Linked DNA regions of Mus musculus: region 1 is linked to region 2. The links are chromatin loops, found by intact Hi-C in ENCODE. Cell type or tissue: left cerebral cortex. All regions are shown on one strand. Links, peaks and the distances in the headings refer to the core of each region. The heading gives the core; the rest is flanking DNA.

What was found. Hi-C counts contacts between places; a loop is a spot of excess contacts. Peaks named below come from ENCODE experiments on the same cell type or tissue, not always from the same donor. Only the 100,000 strongest peaks of a DNase experiment are listed, where the experiment ranks them.
Region 1: it touches region 2 in a loop (5-fold over the local background); 24 of 42 quality-filtered maps call a loop at or near these places.

Annotation. Positions count from the first base shown.
Region 1 is chr7:66,098,085-66,105,556 of GRCm38, reverse strand. No RefSeq gene overlaps it. Among named protein-coding and RNA genes, the nearest start is that of Chsy1, 7.7 kb to the left of the region's middle. In left cerebral cortex, for the core only: a CTCF peak has its summit at 3,502 (motif pointing left); a DNase peak (open chromatin) is centred at 3,526.
Region 2 is chr7:66,386,067-66,393,538 of GRCm38, reverse strand. Lrrk1 (leucine-rich repeat kinase 1) reads left to right here and starts at 5,198. Exons shown (of 34, transcript NM_146191.3): 1 at 5,198-5,319. Aldh1a3 (aldehyde dehydrogenase family 1, subfamily A3) reads left to right here. Exons shown (of 13, transcript NM_053080.3): 13 at 778-2,647. The coding sequence ends at 850. In left cerebral cortex, for the core only: CTCF peaks have their summits at 4,118 and 5,175; a DNase peak (open chromatin) is centred at 4,138; H3K4me3 peaks cover 1,984 bases; H3K27ac peaks cover 1,432 bases.

The DNA of each region.
Region 1 (7,472 bases), core at 1,101-6,100, 290 kb after region 2:
TTAGTCAAGTTGACAACCAGGATTAGCCATCACAGGCACCTCATGCATCCTTGGTCTACTTGTGAGTTCTATATGCAGTTTCTGTGAGGCATGTTTCTTATACAGGCAAGCATGCAGGTGCACACATGTATCTCAGAGACAGATAGCTAGAAGACACAGCACAGCACTGGCAGCCAGCCAGATGAAGTAGAATAGCCAGATGAGAAGATTAACCAGTAGGTGGTGATGCACAGACACTCAGGAGATAGTCTAAATGTCTTTAGGGGACGCCTTCATGACAAGGTTTGCTCTAGTCAAAGGCTTGATCCTCCTTTAGCAAAGAAAGATCTATAACTAAACATCAGTTAAATGCCATTACTCTAAAGCGAGGCCAGAGTTTCCACAACTGCACAATTTGAGCAATGGTCCCATCCTCAGGAGGACACCTCTCCCTTCTGCATCCCACTCCCCCAGTGCTTGTCAGCTGGTGACTCATGCCAGGGCTCGGTGAGCTGACCCAGAGCACAGTCACCTGAAGGTTCAGGTCCTGGTGGTTTGTGGAGCCACTGCAGAAGTGGAGAGCAAACGCTCTTTGCTTTTAGTGGTCTAACGAGCTGTAGAGGAAACCTTCTGCTACTGATTGACCCAGAAGACATTTGGATCTACAAACATCTAAAGTATAATTTTGGAGGTAAGAAAAAACATTTACCGGGTATCTTTGGCTGCTAAGTGATCCACCCATGTTACACATCCTGTTAACAGTGCTAGGTCATCTTGTCTTACCACTTACCCAGTAGGTGCTAACTGTTGTCAGCCAAGAAATGAAGGCCTTTCTGAGAAGTGTCAGGAATAAGGGCGAGATGTGCTTTGTGACTCACTTTGAGGCCAAGTTTTTCGTCGTCAGTAGTGGCAGTGGTACTTACTTATCCCTTCCTTAGCCTGTGGTGTGAGTGCATGCATACCCGGGAGAGGTACACATGTGGACTTGAGTATAGAGGCCTAAAAGTTGATGTTGGGTGTTTTCTTTGGTTACTCTGCACTTTATTTATTGAGGCACAGTTTCTCAACAGAAGCAACGTTCTCAAAATCAACTAGTCGAACCAGCTTGCCACAGGGATCCCCTTTCTTTGTCTTTTCTGGGCTTACAGGCAGCTGCCACTGCTGCTCTGTTTTGATGTGGTTTCAAGGGATCCTAATTGGGCCTTGAATTAGCCTAGCAAGAACTTTACCTACTGACCCACCTCCTTGGCCTCTACGTTAGCTTTTGACCTAGCAATCTCACTTCTAAGAATTCTCCCTCATCCACACCAGTACAAAGTGCCACTTGGATGGGTTATTCTGGGCTCCATTGTGTGTGAGGGTGAACTGGGCAAACCAAATGTCCATTTGTAAGACTGTGAATGGGGAGACAGTTGCTGCTCTATTTGTGATGGGGTTATGTTCTGCTATCCCATTGTAAGTTGGAACTGTTTTAAGTGGGAAGGCTGTGGAATGTACCTAGTGTACTAAAACACCCCAGTGTAGCTAGCTACAGGACCCACCAGAAGCTGATTGTCTCCCCTAGGAATTATGTGGCTGATGGGGTGAGCGTACAGTCCAGCATCAGGAGAGAGGACTGATCACAGATCACCAGTCTAGGAAAAGAACGAAAGTCGAAGTGCGGTTTCTACTGAATGCATTTTACTCTTGCCCTATGCTAGAGAAAAGAGAAGGGAAAAAAAAAAAACAGCCCAGAAGCTACACTCTCTTTCTTCCAATAATGTATTTATTTATTTACTTTACATCTTCATCACAGCCCCTCTCCCTCCTCTCCTCCCAGTCCCACCACTACAAGTCTCTCCCCCTATTATCCCCTCTTCTGCAGAGAAGGGGAAGCCCCCCTTGGGTACCACTTCACCCTAGGACACCCAGTCCCAGCAGGACTAGAAACCTTCTCTCCCACTGAGGCCCAACCAGGCAGTCTAGGTAGGAAAGGGGACCCAAATGGCAGGCAATGGAGTCAGACACAGTCCACACTCCGATTGTTAGGGGACCGGGTGAAGACCAGGTTGTGCATTTGCTACAAGTGGGTAGTGGGTCTAGGTTTAGCCTCTCCTGCTCTTTGGTTGGTGGTTGAGTCTCTGTGAGCTCCCATGGACCCAGGTCAGTTGGCTCTGTAGGTCTTCTGTGGTGTTCTTGACCCCTCTGGCTTGCTCCCTTTCTCAAATTGGAACCATCTGTGTCCTGCAGCTGTAAGGCAGAGTGAAGAGCTCTCTCCACACGAGTCAGAAAGAATCGGACATGATGAGACACACACAGCAGTTACAAAAAGCATTTCCTTAGTGTCTTTACACAGAATGCAAGAAATAAAAGCGAGGACCCGGGGAGCCGGGGAAGCGAGTGGTCTGAGAAGAAGGATGCGCCTGAGTGAGATTTCCAGGAGCTGCTCTCTTCAGCTTGGTCTGGCTTTTAATTATGTGAGGATTTCACAACCACAAAACGATACTCAAAGTACATCAACAGATTTAATTCTCTCAAGTATTGACAGTGTAGCTCATTAAGACGATGGGTTCTACATCACAATTTATTCAAGTCTTTGTCTTGCATGAGTGGAAACTGAGGCCCAGAGAAATGAAGTCAACTGAGGGATGGACATCACCAGCCAGAGCCAGAGAGCCTAGGCCATCGCCAGCCACAGCCAAAGAACCTGGGCCGGCACCAGCCACAGCCGGAGAGCCCTGATCATCGCCAGCCACAGCCGGAGAACCCGGGATGGCACCAGCCACAGCTGGAGAGCCCGGGCTGGAAGCAGGAATTGCCAAAACGCTCCTTTGCATGTCTGGTTTCTTGCCTCTTGACAGTCCACTAAAGTCAAAACTGCGAAGAGTAAATCGCATCTTGCTTTGTAGTTTCCTTTATAGACCACTGTGTTCTCCCAATAGAGAAATACTACTGAGAATCTTCCTAAGTCATTAAAGGGCCGACACAGGGCGGGCATGCCTAATCGGGAAAATCTCAATTCCATGTGTTCCAAAATCTGCAGCTCTTTAACTGCTGACAAATGCCACAAGGGAAAAACTCCGTAACACCACATTTTGACTTGTTCACAAGTGATTTAAAATAGTGCCTAAAATTGCTTTCGGACTAAGTAAATGAAGCATATATGAGATATAAGTGAATTTAGTCTCACGTCAAATATTCCTCATTGTACACATGTAAAAGTTCAACAACAACAACAACAACAAAAAACCACTCTGAAGTCAGAATCCATTGCCTGTGAGCATTAGGGTGAGGGCTGCTCAACGTCCGTTCAGAACCTCTTCATTCAGTTCACACTCAGTACTTCCCTTCACTTTGTTCTTGGGCTGTACCTAGTACTAGAGATTTATCTTTTTATCCTTAGACAGGTAGAAGAAAAAGCCTTCCAAAATGTTCTTAGCTAGCATATTGTTCATTCATTCAAAAAAAAAAAAAAAAAAAAAAAAAAAAAGTTAGGGCCCCAACAGCTTGGGAACTTGGAGCAACAGCGCCCCCTTCTGTTATATTTATTCCATGACAGGATATTTATTCCATGACAGGATTTCTTTTTTTAAAATACGTATCTATGGAGGTCAGAGGATAACTAACAGGAATGGTCCTTGCTCCCACCACGTGGGTTTTGGAGATTGAACTCAGGATGCCCAACTTTAACGGCAAGAGCCTTAACTCACTGAGCCATCTGGTCCACCCAGGATTTCTTGAATCTTCAGTCTCAAAGAGAACAATGAGCTGGGCATGGTGGTTGTTTAATCCTAGCACTTGGGAGACAAACGAGGGGAATCTCTGTGAGTTCAAGGCCAATCTGATCAACATATTGAAGTCCAGGACAGCACTGACTACACAGAGAGACCCCATCTCAAAAGAGAGACAGACAGAACGGAGAGCAATGGTCACGTGTTTCATGGTCCATTTTAGTCTGTAATTATTACTTAATCCAGTATTTAAAGGTGGTGTTTGATTCTGGATTTGTGATGAAACTGTAAACTGAGAGAGGTTTAACCTGAAAAAGCTGTAAGCCAGAATCTATCCTCAGCCTCCTGAATTAAGGAATTTTAGAGGTGGCTTCTTTCTGCAAGTGTAGCCATCATTCCAACCGATGCTGATGTCCAGGTTGGTGTGGGGCCACGGCTGGCCTCTTTGAGGAGCCTCACATCCCCCATCCCCCCCAAATGAATGCAAAATATGAGGCAATGTAATTATCACATATGGACATAGATGCCTGTGTTCCTGGGAAGCACACGGTGCACATGGGAGAGGGTATCCGGAGTCTCCTGCAGCAGGCTCTCAAAACTCTGGCATTATGCGGCTGCAGACACTGGGGAGGTTTTTAGTGGCTCTGCTACATGCCCTATCTCCATGCACAGCTGTTGATTCAAACGATCATGAGAGTGTTTCCCCCAAGCCTGGGGGAAAGTCTATGTCTTCTAAAGGTTGGGTAGCACTGGAGTCAGTTAGTGTGCACATGGAGGAAAGGATGGAGCTAAAGGTTGGAGAGGTGGCTTATGTCATCAGTAACAGCAGCAGCAACGTGAAGACATCTTTGTCGCTGCTGGGTGTCACAGCTCGGATCTGGAATGTCCTGCAAAGGTCCATGTGCTCAAAGCTTGCTCTCACGAGTTCCTAGTGCTGTAGAGAGGTGGCAGAACCCTTATGGAGGTGGGGCCTTCTGTGTGAGTCCAGTCTTAGAAGCGTGCCCTGGAGGGATGCTGGGGCCAGGACTCTTCCTATTTCTCACTCTTGTCTGCCGTGGGGTGAGCAGTTTCCTCTACTATGGGCTCCTGACGTGCTATGCTATGCTTCCATTGGCACAAAGGCAATGAAGCCATGGCCTGGAAGGAAAAATCTCAAAAAATAACATGTCTTTATCACTATAAGCTGGATGTGGCCATGGTATACTATAAACCCTGAATCCCAGCTGCACCTGCTGGTTCATCAACCCACTTCATTTACGTTGAAAATGTTCAAAAGAGCCCAGCGCAGTGGTATATACCTGTAGTCTCAAGAATTTTCATGAGCTAGTGTAATTTGTTTTCTTTTAGTTCTTCTGGATCTTGTGTGTGTGTGTGTGTGTGTGTGTGTGTGTGTGTGTGTATCCATGTGTGGGTATGCTTGCCCTTACATATGCATGTGGTGGTCAGAAGTCAATGTACCCTTCTCAACCACTCCTCACCTCCTATTTTCCGACAGGGTCCCTCACTGAACCTAGAGCTCTTGTTTCAGCTAGACTGGCTGCCTAGCAGGCCCACGGAATCCTCCTGTTCCTGCCCAGCACTGGAGCTACAGGTACCTGCCGCCATGCCTGCTTTCACATGAGCACTAGTGACCAACACTCAGGGCCAAAGCTTCTGCAGTAAGCATGCCACACACTGAACCATCCCTCCATTCCCTTGTGATATTTTTCAGTCAGTGGGAAATAGTGAGTGAGGAGAGAGAGAGAGGAAGAGAGAGAGAGAGAGAGAGAGAGAGAGAGAGAGAGAGAGAGAGAGAGAGAGAGAGAGAGAAAGAGAGAATTTTTGTGACTTTTCCCCCGTGTGACACTTCGATTTTCTGGAAGTTTTACATCATGCACCCTGATTGTTGGGATCCAGGAGTTGCCTTGGAAACCACACAAACAGCCATCTCAGTCAGACAAGGGTAGTTTGATGAGCATTTGTTCCAGGACTGATAGATCACGGCCACAGGACAGATTCGGGAGCTGGCTACAACCAGGATCCTACCATGCTTTTAAGCCTTGAAGTCCACAAACACCTGTGCCCAGTTATTTCACCTATCAGGATGTAGGGACAGGGGACTTCCTTGGGAACGTGTCTTTGCTGTACGTGTATCCTGTTCCCATTGGTTGGGATATTCAACTGTAGTGGGGGAATTGCCTTGTCTAACATTCATGTCTTAGCTGGCCAACAGGACGTCAGTTTCCCAGGTACACGTCTCTCTCTGCCAAGCAGAATATTAGTTCCCAGGGAGGTCTGGGAAACTTAAGCTTTATTCAACTCCTACTCAAAATGAAAGTTTCTTACATTGGCGTAGGTGTCTCTCTTATTTTCGGGTCCATCCCAGGAGCAGCTTATAAAGGCAAGACACCATAAAAGCTCACATATGGGTACGGGAAGTGTTGCTGGATGGCTGGTTCGGGTCCTTTGTCTAGTTACTGTGGGTAACTAGACAAAGCAGGTCTAGCTGACTTCTATGGTGAGTCCCTGTCCTCCCACACCTCTGTGGGACAGGGGTAGGGGCATCACCGAAGCCTCCACGTCCCTCCTTCTCAACTGTGCATCTGCAATCATTGATATAACAGCAAAAGTAGCCTCTTTGCTCTTCACATCCGTAGGAGTACATATGGTAGGACCATGGACCCAGACAAGGTCCTCCGAGGTTGCTCCAACCACGGTCTTCACCATAACCTTGGGTGCAGTGCAGGCTGCTCAGATCAGTCTCTGCCCCACCCCCACCCTCACCTTTATGACAGCATAGCCTGTAGACATCAATGTGACTTCAGGCAGCAGCACATACCATGGTCATCTGCACAGCCTTCGGTGGTAACACGGGTCATGAACATCAACACAGACCTCAGCAGGGCACAGCTAGGCCAGTGTCTGGAGCCATGGGCCTGTCTAGCTCACTCACTGCAGGCTCAGCTGCCTCTCGAGCAGCCTCATCTACCCCAGGCGGGGCGGGGGTGGGGGTGTTGGGAGCAGCATTGGCTGCTGGCTCTTCTGCCTCACACCTTTGTCACTTTTTAATTTTAGAAACAAACATTTATACCATTGTGATATGTATGTAATCCTTTCTGGTTTTGTTTTTCTGAGACAGGGTTTCCCGGTGTGGCTCTGGCTTTCCCGGAACTCTATATAGACAAAGCTGACCCTAAACTCAGAGATTCTGCCTCCTGAGTGCTGGAATTAAAGGCATGTGTCACCACAGCTGGGCAAAAATGTATAATTTAAAAGGTGTGGGCCTCAGGGGCAGAGAGCTTGCCTACTATGTCTGAGGCCCTAGGTTTAATTTCCAGTGCCACATTTTAAAAAAAAATACATTTTAGTTTTTGACATATGTATGCGACTGTTTTAGTTACTTTTCTATTGCTGTGATGAACCATAATGACCAGATACAACTTACAGAAGTCTTTATTTGGGATTATTGTTCCAGAGGGATAAGGGTATGTCATGGCTGGGGTCAGGGGGTCAGGGTAGCAGGTGGCATGAGAGCTGAAGCAGCAAGCTGAGAGAGAGGTCACAATGCAATGGCAAGAACAGAGCTGAGAGTGTGCTGGAAATGTCATGAGATTGGGACATCAGTGTCCACCAGCAGTGGCTCCTCCTCCAACATAGCCACACTCCCTAAACCTCCACAAGTGCCACCAACTAAGGGAGCAAGTGTTCGGACATCTGAGCCTATGTGGCAGGGTCTCATTTAAACCACCACAGTGGCCTATGACACCATGGCCACAATCAGTTGAAACAGTAAACTTAATCATC
Region 2 (7,472 bases), core at 1,487-6,486:
ATCTCATTATCTTTTCTGTTGAAAACCAGAATCCATTGTTGTTTGTTTGTTTCTGCAAGATCTAAGAGTATGCTATGGTGGAATAGCATCCAATATGTCTCTGGGTTCTGGGAAGAGGGTCTACTCCAATGGTGGTCTGTGATGCCTAGGAAAAATCCCGGCCCCTTTAAGATGTAAGGGAAGTAAATATTCCAAAGATGCTGAGAGCCATCACCTCCCTGTCTGTCTCCTGGGCTACTATCTGCTCCCTTTCCCCTGCATTCTGACCCAGCTCCTCTTGCAGCTGTTCCTGTCAGAGCCAGATGTCCCTGTGGTCCCCTGGCCACCTCCTCAAGCTTGGACATCACCTTTTATGCCTCGTCAAAGAGTAACAAATCACCACTTGACACTTCCATAGTCGGTGCGATTCTCACTCCCCAGATCCCCTGCCTCCAACACCCCGTTCAGTGCACAGGCCACGTAGCTACCCCCCATGACACAGAAAACTTGTGTTCTTTTGCTTTCTTCTCTCATTGTCCAAAAGCAAACCCTCAGTTCTTTTACCCTCACCAAAAGCATCACACGCAGGAACTTAGCATTTAAACGCGCATTTCCAGTTCCTGACACTTATCTAGTACATCGTAGAGCCTACTGCCTTTACTAAGTCCAGGCACCACGCTGCCCTGTAACACGAACCCCAACGCTCAAGCTGCCGCACAGGATGTTCATGCTTTAGAGGAGGTTCCCCAGGACTGTGAACTGACAGTGTGAACTGTCCCCCCTTTTCTGTCATCACAGAGGAGAATATGCTCTGGCTGAATATACAGAAGTGAAAACTGTCACCATCAAACTCGAGGAGAAGAACCCCTGAGGAACAGGCCGGCTTCTTCCTCAAAAGCTGGACAGCTGACCGTGGCAACTCCAGCCTGCCACGAGCAGAAAGCAGGATGACAGTGCTCAGCTTCCCAGGACCCTCTCTTCTGGACACCCGATCTACTGGAGTTCAATGGTTTTGACTTTCCTCTCACTCACACGCATGCTTTATGGACCAAACTGTGGGCAGACGGATAGGATATGGGAAACTGGAGGGCTGCCTGGAGAGGAACTCTTACCCAGCTCTGACTTTGCCTTTAGACTAAGTGCAGGACACCGCAAAGACAGCCAGTGCTCTTAACTATGAGACAGTAGTCACTGGAGTGTCCCACGGTTAATTTAAATGCTTTTTGACCCCAGGAGGAATATAGAATGAGCTCACTAAATGTTCTGTGAGCAAATCTGGTCTTTGGGGTCTCTTTGGGGTCATCTGTGCACACAAGTCCCTCCTTGTTCTGAGGGGGAAAGTGGGATTATTCACAACAAAGGATTAGTGTTGAGGTGAAGGGACAATTTCAGGGACCCAGTGTGGGGAGCTTAGCGAAGCTGCCATGGAAAGGCCCCAGAAGCCTTTGGTGTGCAGGGGTGCGGGTCCTAAGGGCTGCATATGGGCACTGACCATGGGGTTCACCTTGAAAACAATCCTGACTTTGGAATGACCAAATCAACATCCCAAAGAGTTTGCCCTATAGTTATGAGATGGTCTTCCACGACATAGGCCCATCTAAGGCAGACAACGTGTCACCTTTGCCACTGAGGGCTCATGTTAGAACTACCATGGCAGAGCAAACCCTGGGCAATGGAGCCTCACATTTGACCCTCAGAGCCACCATTCACTTTTTCAAATACCCGTTTCTACCACATTCAATAACGGGCACGCCCACTTCCTTTTTCTCTTCTCCAGCTCCATTACCTGTTTTAGATTAGTGAAGTTCATGCCAGCAAGAAATAGCTGCCACTGCATAGTTCTGTAGTCTTCAAAATCCCGTCTGGGCTTTCATTTATGATTGGCTAACAAGTAACACCTGGATCCCACAAGGGACCACCAAGTGACCTGGGTACCTCAGTCATGTTAAAACATGTTTTCCTTTCCTCTTTGATGTATGCATATGATGCGCAATTTCATGTTTGAACTTGGAAAACTAAAACGATCCCCATAAAGCTTTAAGGGTAGAACCACACTCTTTGGGTTGACTGCTGTTTGGGTAACTTTCACTGTCAGTAAACATGCACCTGCCTAATTAGATGTGAGGCTTACATTTGAGGATAAAGTTGGGCTGAGCAAGCGTGAGAATTAAGTCTTCTATCTGAACCAGTGTGAGGTAGAGAATGTGGGGCGTGAATCGGGGCTCTCAGCCCTGTCGGAGACAAGCAATATTCCATCCACCTTCTTTCCTCCCTCAACACTTATACTACCATAACTAGTTAAGTCAGGATTTGGCTTCGGACACTGAATTTTGGGTATCTCAATAACTCTAGGCACTACCCTTCACCATAGTACACTAGAGGGTTGCTATTCTTCCATTGTACAATAATGCCTTTAATATGAAATGTTACATTATTTATAATTGGTATCATTAATGTATCTTTTTATAGCTGTAAGTACACGGAGGTAGTGTATTTAACCTTCTGTAATATACTGTACTTAGAAATGAAAATCTATATAATGTTAGATCTCACTTCTTTTAAGGTTTACCCCTGTGGTATGGTTTTTAAATCAATTGGATTGGGGATTTTGATCTTAAGTTCAGATTGTGTGTTCAGCAATGAAAAAATAAAGTTGGACACAGAGAAACATTGATTGTTTTTCATTGGAGGACTAACCCCATTTGAATTCTGTGGCAGGCCCTTCTCTTTCTGAGACTTCTGTGCGATGTGGCTTTTGATAAGACAATGGGAAAATGAAATCACACGCCTCCAGTCGGGCACGCACAGGGCTCTTCTTGATGGTAACGGCCATTTCTACAGTCTTGCATGGTGAAGAGCTCCGTGGCTCACAGGCAAAGTGTAAGGTGCCTTCTATGCTGCCTAAGTTCCTTTTAATCACAAGGCAACAATGGCAAGTGCAGAAAATGAGGATTTGGGGAAAAAAATCCTGTCCCCAAATAGTGGCCATGTGTCTACTTTTGTGACTTTGTCTATGATGATCTAAGGGTCTAGACTTGACTTAGCTGAAGTTCTTAAGGCTTCTAATTGCCAAGAGACATCAGTTACCCGGTTATGACCTGACATTGATGTTGCAGCAGAAACCTTGTGTAGGCCTGGAACGATCAAACTGTGAACTCAGCATTGCAAGACCAGGCCTCTGACACATGTGAAAACATCACCCCCTTAAAATATGGTGCTGGAGGTTGCACCAGAGCTTTCTCAGTAAGCCCCTCTGCTTGTGTTGCTATATTTATGAGCACTTCATATCTGATCCAAATGTGAGCATAGGATGATATTAAAATGACACCTCCTATTGTCTGATTAATTAGAGCACGCCTGCCTGAACAGAACCACTCTAGAGACATGTGTGAGTATGTGTGTATAAGTGTGTGCAGGTGCAATTATATGCATGCACTTGGACACATTCTCTCAAAGAAGACATTATGGGATGTTCTAGTTTCAGCTCTTGGTGGGTGCCTACTTTCTAATGCCTACTAGAATCCTTGTAGCCAACTGTGATTGTAGGTGGAGACCGGAAGAGGGTCTTTAAATTATTGTGTGTGTGTGTGGGGGGGGGAGACATCAAACAAAAGTGAGCATTTGGCTGAATAAAATCGAGTGTCAGAAGACAAAAGGAACAGTTAGCCTCCGCAGTGTCATGCTCATTCAGGGAGGTGGGTGGCTGATCTACCTCTGACCACTGTCTATCAGAGGACCCCTTTGTAGACAGGGTAATTCCAACCTCAGACTGAAAGTCAGGGTGGGATGTGAGCAAACCCAAGAAAAACATGGGTCTGCAGGAATGAAAAAGAAGTGAGAAGGAATTTTAGCTATTCTGTAATTGTCTCCTTTGCAAACTTGTGATTAAAACACACCTACTGGGTACAGTTGAATACTGTGATATGGCCATCTCAAAAAAAGCTCATATATGTGTCGAATATTCCAGACCTTTGTTTGCTCGTTTGTTTGTTTTAAATTGGGCACTTTTCTTAACCTATTTCTAAGATTGTTTAAAGTGGAAAATTTCTTGCCACTTAAGCATAGGCAACACAAGTCCTCTTAGTGTGTGTTGGTCCTGGCTCTAGACATGGACTTCCTTTTAGTAACGCTAGGTGGCAGTGATGTATGTATGCCCTGAAGGCGCCACCAAGCCAGGCTCATTCAAACTGCTGACGCCATGCCTTGCAAATTATTAGGGACTTTTCCATAGCAGTCATGTTGCTGGCCTTGCTAATTGGTCTGAGGACCTCGGTGGTGAGGACAGGATTGCAGAACCCCACCTACATTTTTGTAACAGTGTTCGATGGAGGAAAAGAAGAGCGAACGTAGAAGAGCTGCGAGGTTGTGGCCTTGCCAACTAGGGATACAAACTCCAACTCTAAACAAACACTTGAGGTGTTCCCAAAATATCTCAGGCGGCCCACGGCTTCTCAAATTCTGTGAGCTGCCAGTGAGGCGGTCTGTCAATGTTCTTTGCACTTGGTCTCAGGAATATTCATTCTTACCAGTAAGAAGCACTTCGGTCCAGTACTGATTTTCTACCAAGGATTATCTTTTCTCGGGGAAAACGAGCGGAATCCGAAGCTTGCCTGCTGAGTGTATAGCCGCGTTTGGTTATTAACTTCAGTGGAATCAACTGACAACATTCCACCTCATCGCCACAAGCAGCCAGTCAGGGTGGCATGCTCCTGTAATCCCAGCTACTCCGGAGTTCGAAAATCGAAAAATATTCATCAGCTAGTAATATCTTTGCAAACGTCCATAATTTAAGTTAGCGAACTCGTGTGGTGAAAAAGCGCAGTTTACAAAACATCAACTTTTAAAATGTAGTTTCTGCACCGCTCCATAAAGACCTGCACACACATTAATATTCTCGCTCTCTTAATATTTACAGTCACAGTATATGGCCAGCAAACAGGATAAAAATTAATCTGTTACTCGAGCAGGGTAGGAAAGGCACAACCTTGTCACTGTGCCTGTCCGCAGGGAAGGCAGCAAAGCATTCAAATTTGGAGAGGAGTCCACAAAGTTTCAAGACCCAAGCGTCTACCGAGGCACAAGAGCAGTGAGCTTGGTCACCGACATCTTGCAGCTAGGGAAACCGAGGCAGGCCATCCAGGGGAGGTCGGGGCGGCCGACCCTCTGGCACAGCCCTGCTTCCGCGCCACCCGCCCTCTCCGCCCGCCAGGCGGCCGCAGGATTGAGGAAGTGCGTCTGGCCCCCGGCGGCCAGAGCATTGCAGGGCAGAGTACGGTAGGACCGGCAGGCCCCGGCCCTCTGATGTCGCCGATCCGCGGCTTCCAGACCCTGCCGCCGCAGGTAAGTGCTGCTCCGACCCGCGCCCTGTCCGAGGACCCGAGCGAAGCCCGCACCTTAGATCCAAGCTTTGCCCGCACCACCCCGTCCCGCGCCCGGGTCCCCGCGTGCAGCCGCCGTCGCCTGCTTGTGCCCTGCGTCTCGCCTCGCCCCACAGCTCCTCTCCCCAGCTCAGCACCCCGTACCCCGGGCGACCGCGTGCTCCGGACCCCGGCCTGTGTCCGGGACCCGCAGGTCACAGCTCCGGTGGGCGTCTGGAACTCGGGCTGCCCGGGGTCTCTTCGCTGCCTCTCTGGGCTGCGCAGCGACCCTCGCCCCTTGAAGGGTTAAAGCGAGTGCAGAGCTAGAACCCGGGAGCTGGGGCAGCCGAAAACCAGCCTGGGATCGGAGCGGGGCGGGGGCGGGGAGCCGAGTTCAGAAACAAAAGTAGGAAACACTAGGGAGACTACAAAGTTCTTTTGCGTTTGGAAAAAAAAAAAAAAAAAAAAAAGCCTGACTTTTAACTTGGGAGTGGGGGTGGGGTCTAAGCGTGGGAGTTCGTGGGCGCGAGTGGCTGGAGGCAAAGGCCCAGCGAGGCTCTTCCCGCGCGTGCGGGACAGCCGGGTGGTGCTGGATGGTCTGGAGGTCTTCCCCTGCTCCACGCGTGGGGCATGTTTCTCACCCTGTGGTCCCATCACTTTGCCTATGGGCTCTGTTGCTTGGAGCCAGTGGCAGTCCTTAATGGATGAGAACAAGAATTCCTGGAGGGGCAGTAAGAAAGACAGCAATGGAGAGACTCTAGGGATGCTGACAGCCAGTTCAGTCTGGCTTTTAATAGTTTGAGGCCATTACGTTTTTCTCTTACATGATGCTCATCCCTGCAAAAACCGGAGCAGGATAGATAGGGTCTTAAAGGCAAATTCTCTTAGCAAATTCTCACCAAATAACCTATTTTTGATGAGTTGGTCACTCACACTCACATAGCAGCATCAAAGGACCTACGATTTGTACACTTTGAAAAACTTTAGCATTGAATTCTTTCTGTGATTTGGTTTTCATTGTCCTTGCTCATGTTCCAGAAGAATATAGCATACCAACACCTAATTTGTCCTTAGAGGGGCTTTTCTAGTCAGCCAAACGTTTCCTTCCCCCACACCTACAACAGTCTCCTTAATAGTTTGGATATAATTATTATAACTAACTAAATAAACCAGCTAAGGAGATGGCTCAGTATACAAAGCACTTGCTGATCACGTGTGAGGATCTGAATTCAGATTCAGAATCCGCTTAAAGCCAGATGAGACAAAGGTGCAATCCCAGATGCCCCCACTTCAAGATGGGAGATTCCCTGGAAGCTCACTGGTCAGCTAGCTTTGTGTGGGCAACATGAAGAAGAAGCCTTGTCTCAAACATGGTGCAAAGCAAAGACCAACAGCAGGTCATCTGATGATCTCAACACACACATACGGACGCCACACTCACACACACACACAAACATACAAACAGAGAGAGAGAGAGAGAGGGAGAGAGAGAGAGAGAGATATTAAAAATAAGAAGAACCCTAGAAATCATCCCAGAGTAGTCTTGTTGGCTCCATCCCCAAGTGGGCCCAGTCCATTCCCTTCTTCTGTTTTTGAGACACAACAGGGCTGATGCACATACGAACTCCTACACAGTCCAAATTGCCATGTGCCCCTCCCTCCGCTCTGGATATATCGTATATATTCATTCTTTATTTTAATGTTTCTTTTTAAAATTACGTATACAATATATTTTTTCATATGCTTTTCCCTAGCCCCAACTCCTCCCAGATACTTCTCTTTATGCATCCAACTTGATGTTCATTCTGTCAAAAACAAAACAAAGAATACTAAGGCAAACCAGACAAACAAAAAAGGCACACAAAAATCATGGATCTCTCTCTCTCTCTTCTCTGTCTCTGTCTCTCTGTCTCTGTCTCTGTCTCTCTGTCTCTCTGTCTCTGTCTCTCTCTCTCTCTGTCTCTCTCTCTCTCTCTCTGTGTGTGTGTGTGTGTGTGTGTGTGTGTGTGTGTGTGTGTGAGCGCGCGCGCGCGCGCGTACTAGGCATAGGGCCTACCCTGGAGGCATTCGTATGTGTGTGTGAGGCTGATTCTCCTCATCCCAGCTGGTATCACAGTTGCACATAGCTTCTTGGTT